Linked DNA regions of Homo sapiens: region 2 is linked to region 1. Evidence: chromatin contacts called from ENCODE Hi-C or POLR2A ChIA-PET data. All regions are on one chromosome and are shown on one strand. The core of a region is the stretch at or near the end of the contact, and the rest is flanking DNA. Distances in the headings are between cores, read along the strand shown. Region 1 overlaps ZFAND3 (zinc finger AN1-type containing 3). Region 2 overlaps ZFAND3 (zinc finger AN1-type containing 3).

The links. Hi-C counts contacts between places; a loop is a spot of excess contacts on that map. ChIA-PET counts read pairs that join two places held with the same protein, here RNA polymerase II (POLR2A).
Region 2: a map with no recorded cell type shows a loop between it and region 1 (2.0-fold over the local background). The contact joins two enhancer-like sites. A Hi-C loop is called at or near these places in 1 of 37 single-sample maps with no recorded cell type. POLR2A ChIA-PET finds 5 or more read pairs at or near these places in 1 of 52 experiments (OCI-LY7).

What each region holds. Positions count from the first base shown.
Region 1 is chr6:37,884,689-37,890,709 of GRCh38, forward strand. The region is part of intron 1 of ZFAND3 (zinc finger AN1-type containing 3); the gene reads left to right. Among named protein-coding and RNA genes, the nearest start is that of ZFAND3, 68 kb to the left of the region's middle. Within about 2 kb of position 4,548, at least 3 of the 41 ENCODE cell types and tissues checked have a DNase peak (open chromatin) inside an H3K27ac peak, as active enhancers do.
Region 2 is chr6:38,114,274-38,121,139 of GRCh38, forward strand. It overlaps ZFAND3 (zinc finger AN1-type containing 3), which reads left to right. Exons shown (of 6, transcript NM_021943.3): 5 at 2,299-2,466. Among named protein-coding and RNA genes, the nearest start is that of ZFAND3, 300 kb to the left of the region's middle. RefSeq lists an enhancer at 5,153-5,955. Within about 2 kb of position 2,143, at least 2 of the 41 ENCODE cell types and tissues checked have a DNase peak (open chromatin) inside an H3K27ac peak, as active enhancers do.

The DNA.
Region 1 (6,021 bases), core at 3,298-5,797:
TTACCAACAAGTACATTAGATTGTAGGGTCATTCCAGGTATGCAGTGATGTCACTCAGAACGCTTTTCTGAGAGATGTGAATGAAGAAGAAAAATTATCAGTGGATTCCTCAAGTTGCTGTTGCATAGAGAACATTTATCATACTTCAGTCACTCTAGCCCTTGCCAGATAGGACTAGTTTCCAAATCCACATGTGAATTTTGGGTTGGAATTTTGAATTCATCTATATTTTCCCTCCACCTTCAAATTCCATTTCTGATGGAAATGAGATGAGTAAATCTAACAAGGCTCTTGTAACAGACATCCACATGATTGTTTTCAGAAATCTAGTTTTCGAGCCTCTTTCTTCCAACAGTACCATCATTGCTCAGAATGTCTTGGGGGCCTCTTGAATCTGTACTCAGGTACTGAAGAGCATCTCTGGTGGCCAATCATCTTTTGGAGCTTGTATTTGTCTTTGGGTGGGAGAAATGATTAACATGTTTTTTAGAGACAAGATTGGGAAAAAAGGGGTGGGTAATTGTCAAGTTGAAGGATACTAAAGGTCTCTATTGAGGTGACTATAAAGAGCAATGAAAAGAATATTTCCAGAGATTTGGAGTCACAAGACTTGTGTGACCTTGGTTTCCTCATCCCTAGGAATACATTTATATGGTTTATAAATGAAGATCTGGGCTAGACGCGGTGGCTCACGTCTGTAATCCCAGCACTCTGGGGGGCTGTGGAGGGCAGATTAACTGAGGTCAGGAGTTAGAGACCAGCCTGGCCAACATGGTGAAACCCCGTTTCTTCTAAAAATACAAAAATTAGCCAGGTGTGGTGGCATACGCCTGTAATCCCAGCTACTTGAGAGACTGAGGCAGGAGAATTGCTTGAGCCTGGGAGGCGGAGGTTGCAGTGAGCTGAGATCGTGCCACTGCACTCTAGCCTGGCTGACAGAGCAAGACTCTGTCTCAAAATAAATAAATAAAAATAGATGTAGAGCTGAAGACAGTTCTGAAGAATTTCAACCTTATTTGAGTAATGGTGTTGATGTCCAAAATTATTTCCTTGAGATTACTCCTTTAAAAGACAGCACTTAATTGGGCATAGAATTTGTTTGCTTGGGGAGAGGGGCAGAAAAAGTCAGTATACTTTGCCAACTCCTAGGCTCAAGTGATCCTCCTGCCTCAGCCTCCCAAAGTGCTGGGATTACACGTGTGAGCCCAGCCAGAAGTCAGTATACTTCTGAGCGGAAGCAACTGAACAACTATTTTAAGTTCGAACAGGCCAGGTGCGGTGGCTTATGCCAGTAATCCCAGCACTTTGGGAAGCTGAGGTGGGTGGATCACTTGAGGTCAGGAGTTCGAGACCAGCCTGGCCAAAATGGTGAAACCCCATCTCTATTAAAAATACAAAAACCAGCCGGGCGTGGAGGCAGGTGCCTGTAGTCCCAGCTATTCAGGAGGCTGTGGCAGGAGAATTGCTTGAACCCAGGAGGTGGAGGTTGCAGTGAGCTGAGATTGCGCCACTGCACTCCAGCCTAGGCTACAGAGCGAGACTCTGTCTCAAAAAAAAAAAAAAAAAAAAAAAAAAAAAAAAAAAAAAAAAAAAGTTCAAAGAATATGCTGTTACTCAACCTTGATTACTACAACCAACCTTAATGACAAAGAAACCAATGGTAGGTTTAAATTCAGTAATGTGATCTTAGGTAAATCACTTGTGCATCTCTGGGCCTCAGTTTTCTGTCTGTACAATTAGGAATTTAGATTTGATTTGTTAGAACACAAGCCTTGTTGGTTTGAAAGGCTGAATCCTAAAATAGTACAAGTTGTTTGGGTCAGAAGTAGTGGTTTCTAATCACAGGAGATTTTCTGCAGTCATATCATGGAAAGGACCCTTGATTCCACATTGGTCTCTTCAGCACTGTTGCTCAGTAAAGCTATTAAGAAGGTGGTACTGAGGTACATGTGCATGAGTATCCATGCATATGCTACAAGTGAGAATTCCATGTTTTGGATTTTATAATTAAGAAGCTATTAGTTGTCTGGACGTGGTGGTTCACGCCTGTAATCCTGATACTTTGGGAGGCCAAGGTGGGCGCATCACTTGAGGCCAGGGGTTCAAGACCAGGTTGGCCAACATGGCAAAACCCAGTCTCTACTAAAAAAACAAAAAACCCCAAAATTAGCCAGGTGTGGTGGCACATGCCTGTAATTCCAGCTACTCAGGAGGCTTAGGCACATGAATTGCTTGACCTTGGGAGGCAGAGGCTGCAGTGAGCTGACATCACATACACTTCACCCCAGCCTGGGTGACAGAGTGAGACCCTGTCTCAAAAAAAGAACCAAAAACTGTTAGTTGTATATCATTGTATATCATACTCCTATTCCTTAATCTGGTAATGTATTATCAATCTGAAAATTATCAAGCATAAAGAATGTTTTAATGAAGTAAGAAGTGTTGTGATATAATGAATAAAAGCCCGTTTGGCTTTCCTTTTAAATGTCATTCTAAGTATGAATTTTGCTCTTGGATTTGAAAGCAGTGAAATTACAGAGAAATGGAAGTAATTCTCTTGTAAAAACACATCAGAGTTACTTCTCAGTTTAAAAGAAATGCATTTATTGTTCTTGGCATATGTAAGAATTTGTATTAAATATGTAATAATCTTGACTTTCTTTTTAAAAATCAAAATCATGAGTACTTTGTACCAACTAAAGCATTTGTTTTATATCAAAATTATTAAAAGAAATATATTTTAAACAAGTTAGGTAACCTTAATGTATATTATGAGGAAAGTCATAATCAAATCAGAACTTACTATGTTGGAAATTAACTTGTGATAAAAAGAAAAAAATCCACCCTAAATTGTATTCCCTGATGGGAAGAATCTTATCTAGGCTAAGGCTGATAAAAGTATGAAATTGTATTTAAGTTTTGCTTCTATTTAGATTGGGGAACTTTGGTTTGGTGCTAGATGCAACTGTCGTAAATATACCATGTATGCATCTTCTCTGTTAAATGATTATTTTATGTAGTGTTAGGCATTTAGCCAACAAGAGTTAATCTAATTAAGCTGTGAAGATGTTTGTTAACTACCATATATGTAATTTCTGGCCAAGTTCTCTTAGCCATTGATTGTAGAAGGAGGAATATGGTTTATTCTTTGAGATATTAATGTATAGCCTTTTGGAAAACAAGTGGCCTTGGCAAACACATTTACAAAGTCATGCTATCTCAAGTGCAGTTGGGCTTTTCATTGTGTTGAGATTTTTGACTTGTATGTTCTCATCTATCCGTCATTCTTGACTATACTAAGAAGGCATTCATAGACTCTTCTTCCTGAGCATTTTCCTAATTTACTAAGTAGAAAAAACAAAACAAAACTGTAAGGTGGAACTGGAAGTTAAGGATTTTTTTTCTTAATTGTGTTACATCTTTCTGGTAAGTACCTACGTCTACAGCTATAAATTTTTTTATGTGTATGTTTCAGCTTCCATATATTAGAGTATGGTTAAAATTTTTGCAGGTTTGATTAGAAAAATAAATTTTAATGTATGAGTAAAAAGTTTCTCATTGTGCATCGTTTGAATGTCATTAAAACCAGACTTGCAAGTTTGAATGTCACATAGCTCAGTCTCTGATACTGTAATAGATCAGCTTGACTTAGCTCTGAAGTAGTTTAATGAAGTCAGATAATTTTCTAAAGAGAATTAACATCTGAAATGTAGTTGCATAATTATGGCATTATCAATAGGAATACATAATGGTTCAATCATTTATGCTTTATTCTTTTAGAGCTTAATTTTTTCACTTAATTTGGATTGTATGTGCAATCCAAATTATGTGAAATTATATATGCATTGGCTTGTATATCCCTTTTCTTTTTTTCCACGGTGCTCTGGAATCCTTGGAAATATGATTAGACAGGAGACCGAAATCCCATTTTCCAGATCACATTAGTTTATATTTTTGTTTAATTTCCCTGGATATGTTTTACTATTTGCGGAAAGGTTACCCTTAAAATGGGTGAGGATATAAGAAGACTTGTATAGATCTCTTTCTCTTTGATGTTGCTGAGACCTTGGACTTTTTGGCTGCAAGAGACTTAATACCCAACTGAAAGTGGCCTAAAAAATGCTATTTCTACTATATGGTAATTGACCTTTTTAAACAAAATTCAATTAAGTGCAAACTTATATTTTGTAAATACAATAAAAATGCTGCAGCAGTATAAAATTACTATGAAGTTTCTAAATGTTTGCTCTCTGTTCCTGTATTTATCCCACTGTGGATTGGAAGCAAACCTTTTTTGCAGACTAGCAGTAGCACATGGACCATCTTTTGAGTAACACAAGCATAAACTACACAATTATTATTTCACTTAACAAGAAGTCTGGATTTGGTGGTTCCAGGTTGGGTTCAGCAGCTCTGCAATTTGCTTGTCTTTCTCCATTACGTAGTTAAAAAATGACTACAGCACCTCTGAGCATGCCCTCCTCAAATGAGGACATCCAAAGCTAGAGGAAGACGGAGGAAAAAAAGGAAGCTTTCCTTCGTCTCTATTTTCTATATTAATGGGGAATAAAACTTTCCCCAGTGATTCATCTGCCACTTTGCCAACTTCCGACTCCCAGAAAACTTCCCTTTACATGTTATTTGCCAGATCTGGGTCACATAGCCACATCATCAATTGTGTGCCAAAAGGAATAATGGATTGCTATACTGGCTTAGACCAATTTTGATTTCTCCCCTGGCACTGTGTCTAGGGCCACCAGAAGTAAATGGGGATTTTATTAGTGAGAAGGATGGAGTAATAGCTAGGTATGTTACCAAGTATTAACTGCCACACTGACAAGAGAGGTCAGAGTGTCTTAGACATTGAATTTAATAACTTGTTTCTTTGTGTTATAGTTAAGAAAGGCATACAAAGTTGATAAGAAAATGGTAAATGCATTAGCCTGTGAGACCCAGTGTGCTTGATACTGAACTATGACTCCTCTTGGTGAGTCCTGGAATGTGCCATGGGGCATTGCTGTACTTGGCTGCTAGCTGGAATATCTGATTTGAACCATAGTTTAATAACTGGCCAGGTAGTTTGAAACAATAGAACATTATTATTGTTATTGATAGAATCTTTATTGTGTAATGTATATTATTAGGACTTTCAAATGTGTTTCATTTTTAGAAGCTACATAATACATATTTTAAGCAGCGATTTATTTCTGATTATTTTTGCAGTATGTTAGAAAAGTAAAATAATTTGACATGTTAAGACGTGTTCCATCCATCTTCAGGGTACTTCTCATGACATTTCATTTGAGCAACTAGGCTTTGTATTTTGTTACTGCTTGCATTTAGCACTCAATTCTTACTTTTAGATAATAAGAAAAAACAGGTATTTTAAAAAAGGACATGTAGCTGCTAATAATAGCATGAGTCCTATGGTTCCTTCTCTGTTCATATCCTAGCTGACAACACATACAAGCATTGCTTTGCTGGAATATTCTGAAATTAACAATTTTGAATAAGTTTATACATGTATGTTTATAAATCCTTTCCCAGTTAACATTTTTTAATTTTGTGTTTTTAAGTAAATAGCACTTCAGTTTGAGTCCCTATAGGTTGACTATTATCAAATTTGAGATGCTTACATGAGTGATCCCCGATTGCTGATATTTGGACATTTGGGTCTCAATAGAGAGATTGCAGGTTGAATGGAAAGACCATGAACCTGAGAGCCAGAAGCCCTCAGCTCTCTTGTTCTGACACTGTTACTATCTGAATGGCTGCGAAGAAGCCCTTTATTTCTTTGAGATGTGGTTGCCTTTTCTGTAACATGTGATCTGTATTGTTCTACCTCATTGGGTTGTGTAGATAGAGTTAATACTCTAAACAATTTCACAAATATATAGTGGATATTATTATTAATAGTAAGTTTTATGGAGTAAACATATTAAAAGGTACTCAAAGTGTCGGAAGTATGGCCAGACTAACACTATCACATTAGTTATAATTGTTGCTAATTCACAAAACCAG
Region 2 (6,866 bases), core at 893-3,392, 230 kb after region 1:
CGCCCGCAGAGAGCAGTGTGGCTCATACAAGGTGAATTTCTTTCAGCTGACTGCTTTGTAATGATTTATATTTAAATTGTTGCTTGTTGCTCTTGTAGAAGAAGGGAGAGCGCCTGCCCTATCTGTAGCCACCTTACTCACCACACTGACTGGGCCTGGACAGCTTTGCTCAGCAGAGCTGGGAAATAGGCTGAACTTGCCTTCAATTGTTTTCATCAGAGTCCTTATTTAGTTGGTTTGTATTGGGGCAAAATGTCATGTAGGACTGGAAGAATTAAATGAGATGAAAAATGAAGTCTGTAGTTGCTAAGAATGGTGCAGGGCCTCCATATGCCAGTACAGCACAGCAGGGCTGGGGGACTATGAGCAAACTACCAGCATCACCATCGGGGTCCACTGGACAATCTTGGGTGAAGTGCAGCATCTTCCTCACACACAGGGAGGCTAGGAAAGGGCATACAGACAGCCTTCACTAAAATACATCCTATAGGCTGTGGCTTCTCACTAGAGCCACTTTAAGTAGAACATTAGGACTGCCTAGGAGACAAATTCATTCATTCAAAAAATATTTATTGAGCCATAGGCATGGAGGGAACATCAGTAAACAAAGCAGGTGAAATTTCCTGCCCTCTTGGAGTTTGCTTTCTTTTAGGGCATAATGTTAAAGATAAGTGCTGTGGAGGAATAAAAGGGAAACAGACGAGGGGAAGTGCTAAGAATAGGGATTCAGTGATCTAGAAGTGATGATCAGGGAAGAAGCCTTCAATGAAAATGTGACTTTGCAAAATAAAATTTAAAAGAAAATGTGACGTTGGAGCAAAGATATCAAAGGGAATGATGCAGGGCCTCCATATGCCAGTACAGTGCAGCAGGGCTGGGGGACTGTGAGCAAACTACCATCATCACCATCAGGGGCCTGGGTGATAAAAGAGATAAGATCCCATGTAGATCTGGGTGAAGAGTGTTTCAGACAGAGGGAATAGAAGGTACAAAGTACCACAGGTAGGAGACAATAAGGAGGCTAGTGTAGAGATAAGCAAAGGAAGGAAAGCAGCAGGAGCTGAGCGTGGGGCAAGTCATGCAGGGTATTTGAGAGTCTAAGTATCTGGACTTTCACTCTGACAAGGGGAGCTATTAGAGGGTTTTGAGCAGGGAAGTAACATGATCTAACTTGATTTTTAACAGAGTCACTTGTCTGCTATGTGGAGAATAGACTGTAGAAACAAGGGGATGAGCAGAGAGACCAGTGAAGAGGCTCTTGTAGTAGGCTTGATGAGTTGGTAATGGCTTAGACCAAGGTGGGGGTGACAGAGGGGTAAGAGGTGTGGCATCTGGATTATTTTGAGGAAGACTGTTTAGGAGACTCCCTTCTGGAAGTAATTTAGCACAAACAATTTGGAACTTGGTAAGAGGTACATCGTGGGTATGCAAGCAGCTGTTTCAGGAATACAGAGCCCCAAAGAGCTGCCCAGTTTATTGAAGGCAAGAGTCGTTTACAGCCTTGCCTGTGATAAGAGCTTTGTTGCGTCTTAATTACTTTTTTGAAGTTGTGCAAGACACAGTTTTCACAGAGTACACCCCCCTCCACCTACCATTTTGGCTCCACCTCAAGGTGGGGTGCCTGGTGCTGCTGCTGCTGCACCACCCCATGGTGGAGTTCATAGGGCAGCTTGCATGTGTACCAGCAGAGGTGCCCCTTCATTCTGAATCAAATTGAACTAATTGTCAGTATTAGAACCTGACTTCTGTGTCTTTAAGAGTAGAAACGTGAGTAATTTTACTATAAAAGATTACAGATCACTCATCAAACGCTGGCTTTGGGAATGGAATTGTGAAAGCATAGTGATACAGAGATACATTAGACATAGTCCCATCTCTAAAGAATTACGGTCTACTTGAGGACAAGCAAATGCCCAAGAAAAGATATCTAACCAATACAGGCAGTAAGCATCTAGGTCCCAGCAAGGGAATACAAAGACAGGACCCCATTTCTAGCTGGAATGGTCTCCTCATAGAATCTCAGCTCTTTTTAAAAACAACAACATAGAACTGGTTTTTGTTGAGCCACCCACACCCTCCTCTCCAGCTCAGGCCTAGCTTGTTAGAAGTCAGCACTAAAGGTACACGTTTGTCATAGTTTGTGCAGTATAAACCAAGCAAGTCAGAACTGGCTCTCACCTGTCTGATTCCTGGACAAGGGCAGTAGCCTGGTCAGGAGAATGCCTGGAAATACATTAATCAACTGTGCTTGCCAGGCCAGGCACTAATCCTGATCCCCAAATATGTTGTTTTGGTCAGATTCACAGTCTGAGAATGAGGCTTCACCAGTAAAACGGCCACGACTACTTGAGAATACGGAACGGTCCGAGGAAACCAGTCGATCTAAACAGAAGAGTCGACGTCGGTGCTTCCAGTGCCAAACCAAACTGGAGCTGGTGCAGCAGGAATTGGGATCGTGTCGCTGCGGTAAGCATCTCCCCCAGTGGCGTGATGGAGACTATATCCTTAACACCTTGGCCCAGCTTTGGAAATTTAAGTGGCTGAAGTCTTTCGTTCTTCTTCTGAGTACTGTAAGTTTGCTACAGTAGTGCATGCGATATAGGTTTGGGGCTTGAGAAATCAGGAGCATAGTATGTTTGCCTCTAAACACCCTTTATTCTCACACATGCAAAAAAGACAAAAACATCCCCATGTTCTTAATGCATATCTCCTTAGAGCTACATCTCACTGCTTAGTGCTTTCAACTTCCCCCCACCACTTACTACTCTGGTTTCTTCTCACGACTTCAGAAGTTTACCAAACAAGCAAAATTCTGGAGTATGTACCATAAAATTCAGATATTAAGTTAATTTTGAATGAGCTTCTTACTATTTATGATAAATGGAAGATTTTTTTTTCTCCATATCCCTGTTAAATTAAGCTTTGATTAGAAAATTACCTTTGAACCTTAGTTCATCTAGTCAGTTAATACCTTGAAATAGCCTTTTTTTTTTTTTTTTTTTTTTCCTGGGCTGAATCCATCCTCCTGCCTCTGCCTCACAAAGTGCTGGGATTACAGGCATGAGCCACCATATACCCAGTCTGAAATAGCTTTACAGTCACCTTTCCTTCTGTATTCTGTAGTGTAATACCTTTTAGAATTGCTGCACAGGGATGCCTACCCACAGTGGAATGAAACTTAAGTCAACCCTTTCTCTCTTCTTGACCACATGTATCATGACACATAGGAACGAAATTGTGTAGCAGCATTATTTTAGGCTGATTTACAGTTTCCTGTACTTGTTTTTATTTCCTGGTTTTAAAACCTAATATTATAAAATTGTTTGAGGACCAGTTCAGCTGTCATCAGGTTGACTTTGAGACCTGTCTGTAGCCTCTGAGAATCCTATTTCTTTCTTTCTGAGAAGTCAGCTTTAGAAGCCCCCTTTCACTTCTGGGACAGCCGAAGATATCCTACAAGTACTATTGCTGACAGTCAGGACTAAATAGTTCACTCAGCAGTTATAAAGTAATGGTCACTGGAAGTTTACTATCTTCTGAAGCGGCAGCCTTTGCTGCTACGGTTCCTCAATTATCTGCCCTATTGGAAATGGGAAGGAAGAGAGAGGTTATTAGCTTTTCATAGAAACTACGTTGGAACTCCTATTCCTGTTTTGACCAGATACCTGTTTGTTACACATTCTGGTGTATGCGGTACTCCACGAGATTAGAAGTGCATATTCAACTGCAGAAACCGGAACCAGCATGGGGAGTCTAAATGTTACCAGATAAGGTTTTTAGGGCATTTTGGTTATAGTGCTAAGCATTTTTGGGAAACCGTAAAGAGGGTTAGGATAGGTGGTGGGAATAGAGGCTGACAGCAGTTTTCAGATGTCCGTGTGTTCATGCACGCAGTATGGCCCAGGTAAGTTCAAAACCTTATTCTTAGGCTATTTCGATCAACCCTGCCAGGCAATTTTAAATTCTTGGTGATGTAGGGCAGGGACACTGTGGATGGCTGAGGAAACTCTGGGCTCTGCTGGCTAACCAGCTTCGCTCCACTCTGCAGAGGCTGTCTCATCTTTTGTGATCTGCAAATTCTTGCTTTGGTCTTCATGTGAACTCTCAGGGAATTTGAGCAGTTCAGTCTGTTACCAGTGTTGTGAGCCTACCTGGTCATTTTAGCTGTTGCTTTTGTAACGTAGGCTTTTGGTTGTTCCTCAGTTAGAATTGTGGGACTTTCCTGAACCTTCTGTTCTTGTTTCTTCCTTGAAAGTAACTGAATCCTGGGTATTACACAGGATTTGCCATAGCGGATCAAGCAATTGGTCTATCAAGTATGCTGTCTTGTCCCCGGCAGTGGCTAATGCTTCTTCTTCTTGTCAGGCAAACAGGAGATTTCACAATTTAGCACTGAGATCTAAAGATGTAACCAGGTCTCCTAGTTTACCCTTCAGCTTTGACGCAGACTACCTAATTTCCTAAGGTCTTAGCATCCACCTGAAAAAAAAGAAAAAAAAAAAAACAGTAATATATGTTAGATGACTTCACATTCACTCAAGTAAAGCCAACTTGTCTAATCTCTGGTAAATATAGATTACTCTGCCATGCTCTTAACCTTTGTGGGCAGGAGGCTGGATTGCTAAATGCATATTGGGTTTGCTTCAGTATGCATCCTTTTTAAATGTTCTAACATGTAGTCTCTTGGCTTGTGCCCAATTCCGAAAGTCTGCTTTTAGGGAGATTTGACTTTTTCTGTTGGAGAAGAAAGCCCTGAGCTTTCTGCAGTCTCAACAGGATGTAACTTTCCTAGAGTCAGCTGGGCATTCAGTTTGACCCACTGAGAGCATTACACTTATGTGCCCAGAAAAATGACTGAGTCGACTGTCACCCTTCAAAAGATGAAGGACAACAATGGGAACATGCCATAAAAAAGTCTGGGACTGTTTTTGACAAAGAGCTCTTGTGTTCCTCCTGCCTGCTTGGATCTCTCTAGGAAAGGGTGAGTTGTACTGTTATTTCCTTGAGGATGCATGGATGTTGGAGAGATGTTTAACTGCCCTGAAAGGTTTTAGAGGGGGGATAACACAGTAATTTACTACTGAAAGTGAAGACTCAGGAAGGTAGTTTGAGCTCAAACAGAACACTTCTTCCCTGCAGAAAATCTTTTTTTAAATATATATTCGCAATCTTTTCTTCCATTTGCCTTCCATTCTGTACAGGTTATTAACTGCTGACAAGAAATTCACATCTCATAAATAATGCTTAAGAGCCATTGCTATATAAATTGAATGTGTTATGAATTGTGATGGGCCTTTTTGTAGCATTCGATGCCTAGAGCAGGAAGAACAGAGGATGTCATTTTCATTAATTTCTAATGAGGTGCCAATTAAAGGCAGGGAAGACGCTCCAAAGGGAAGAGTGGCCAAGCTCCCCTGAATCCTCCGCCCCAGGGCTGTCGTCCAAACACTGCCAGTGAGGCCTTCTCTAAAAATTCCATTAAATTACAGTCTCATCGAGAGCACACACAGACACATTCAGCTTCCCTTTGATCTTCAAAAGAGCAATTTGTAAGGCGAGTTCTGAGCCTTCTTACATAGGGAACAGCTAGAGGTGATAGGAATTGTTAATTGCCAAGACACTTCATGGGCTTTCAGTAAGGAGGAATTTTGAATACGAATTCTCCTCTGCCTCCCTGTGACTAGATAACCTTTAAATCAACAATACCAAAGTAACACCCTTTTCCTGTGAAATCTTTCAGGGTGCCAATTAGAAAAGGCATGTGGTTGCGAGGCTGGGATTATATCCTGCATCTTAGAGCATCTTCAATAGTTTAACTTCTCAAGATAGAAAACAGTTGCCTGAAAATGGATCTATTTGTTTCATTTTCTACTCAGTAAGCAAATTGATCAGCTCATTGTCATTGCAGGAGTCTTGTCTCCTGAATTGACACCTAGAGGATGTTCTTCTGCAATCTGGCCATCTTCATCAAATCTGGGCCACGTCACAGCCACAAGAATGCCGTCTTCTCTGAGCAGATCTTGATTGATACACGTAGCTTGGCTTCCTTTTTTTTTTTTTTTTTTTTTTTTTTTTTTGTGGAGACGGAGTCGCCCAGGCTGGAGTGCAGTGGCACGATCTCAGCTCACTGCAACCTCTGCCTCCCAGGTTCAAGCAATTCTCCTGCCTCAGCCTCCCTAGTAGCTGGGACTACAGGTGCACACCTCCACGCCTGGCTAATTTTTTGTATTTTAGTACAGACAGGGATTCATCATGTTGCCCAGGCTGGTCTTGAACTCCTGAGCTCAGGCAGTCCACCTGCCTCGGCCTCCCAAAGTGTTAGGATTACAGGCATGATCCACCACGCCCGGCCTTCTTGGCTTCTTAATCACTGTGCAATGCTTGCTAGAACTGCAGAACTAATTTTTAAATACCAGTTGAAGAGTGTAAGTTTTAACATATTTTCAATTGATGGTGCATTAACAAACTTAAGTGGATATGCTCCCTTTGGGAACAGTAGTGCTTTTATTAACCTCCTGAGTAATCTGACATCCTTTATTGTTTTCAAAATAAGTTTTCTCTTCACTTTAGAAACCTGAAGTGATGTGTTAGCTGGGGCCTCTGGAGTAGTTGATCATCTCCAAGTGCCTCAGTGGTCATTGCTGCCTTATCATTCACTGTCAAACCAAATTCATCAAGCATTTACTGAAATCTGAATATGCAGAAAGCATTTTCTTAGGTTTTATGGGGAATATAGGAGCTAGAAATACAGAATCTAAGAGCTTACAGTCTAAATCTGTGGCTTCAAGCTTGAGTAGGGGCCTGGTGTGGTGGCTCATGCCTGTAATCCCAACACTTTAGGAGGCCAAGGTGGGGGAATCCCTTGA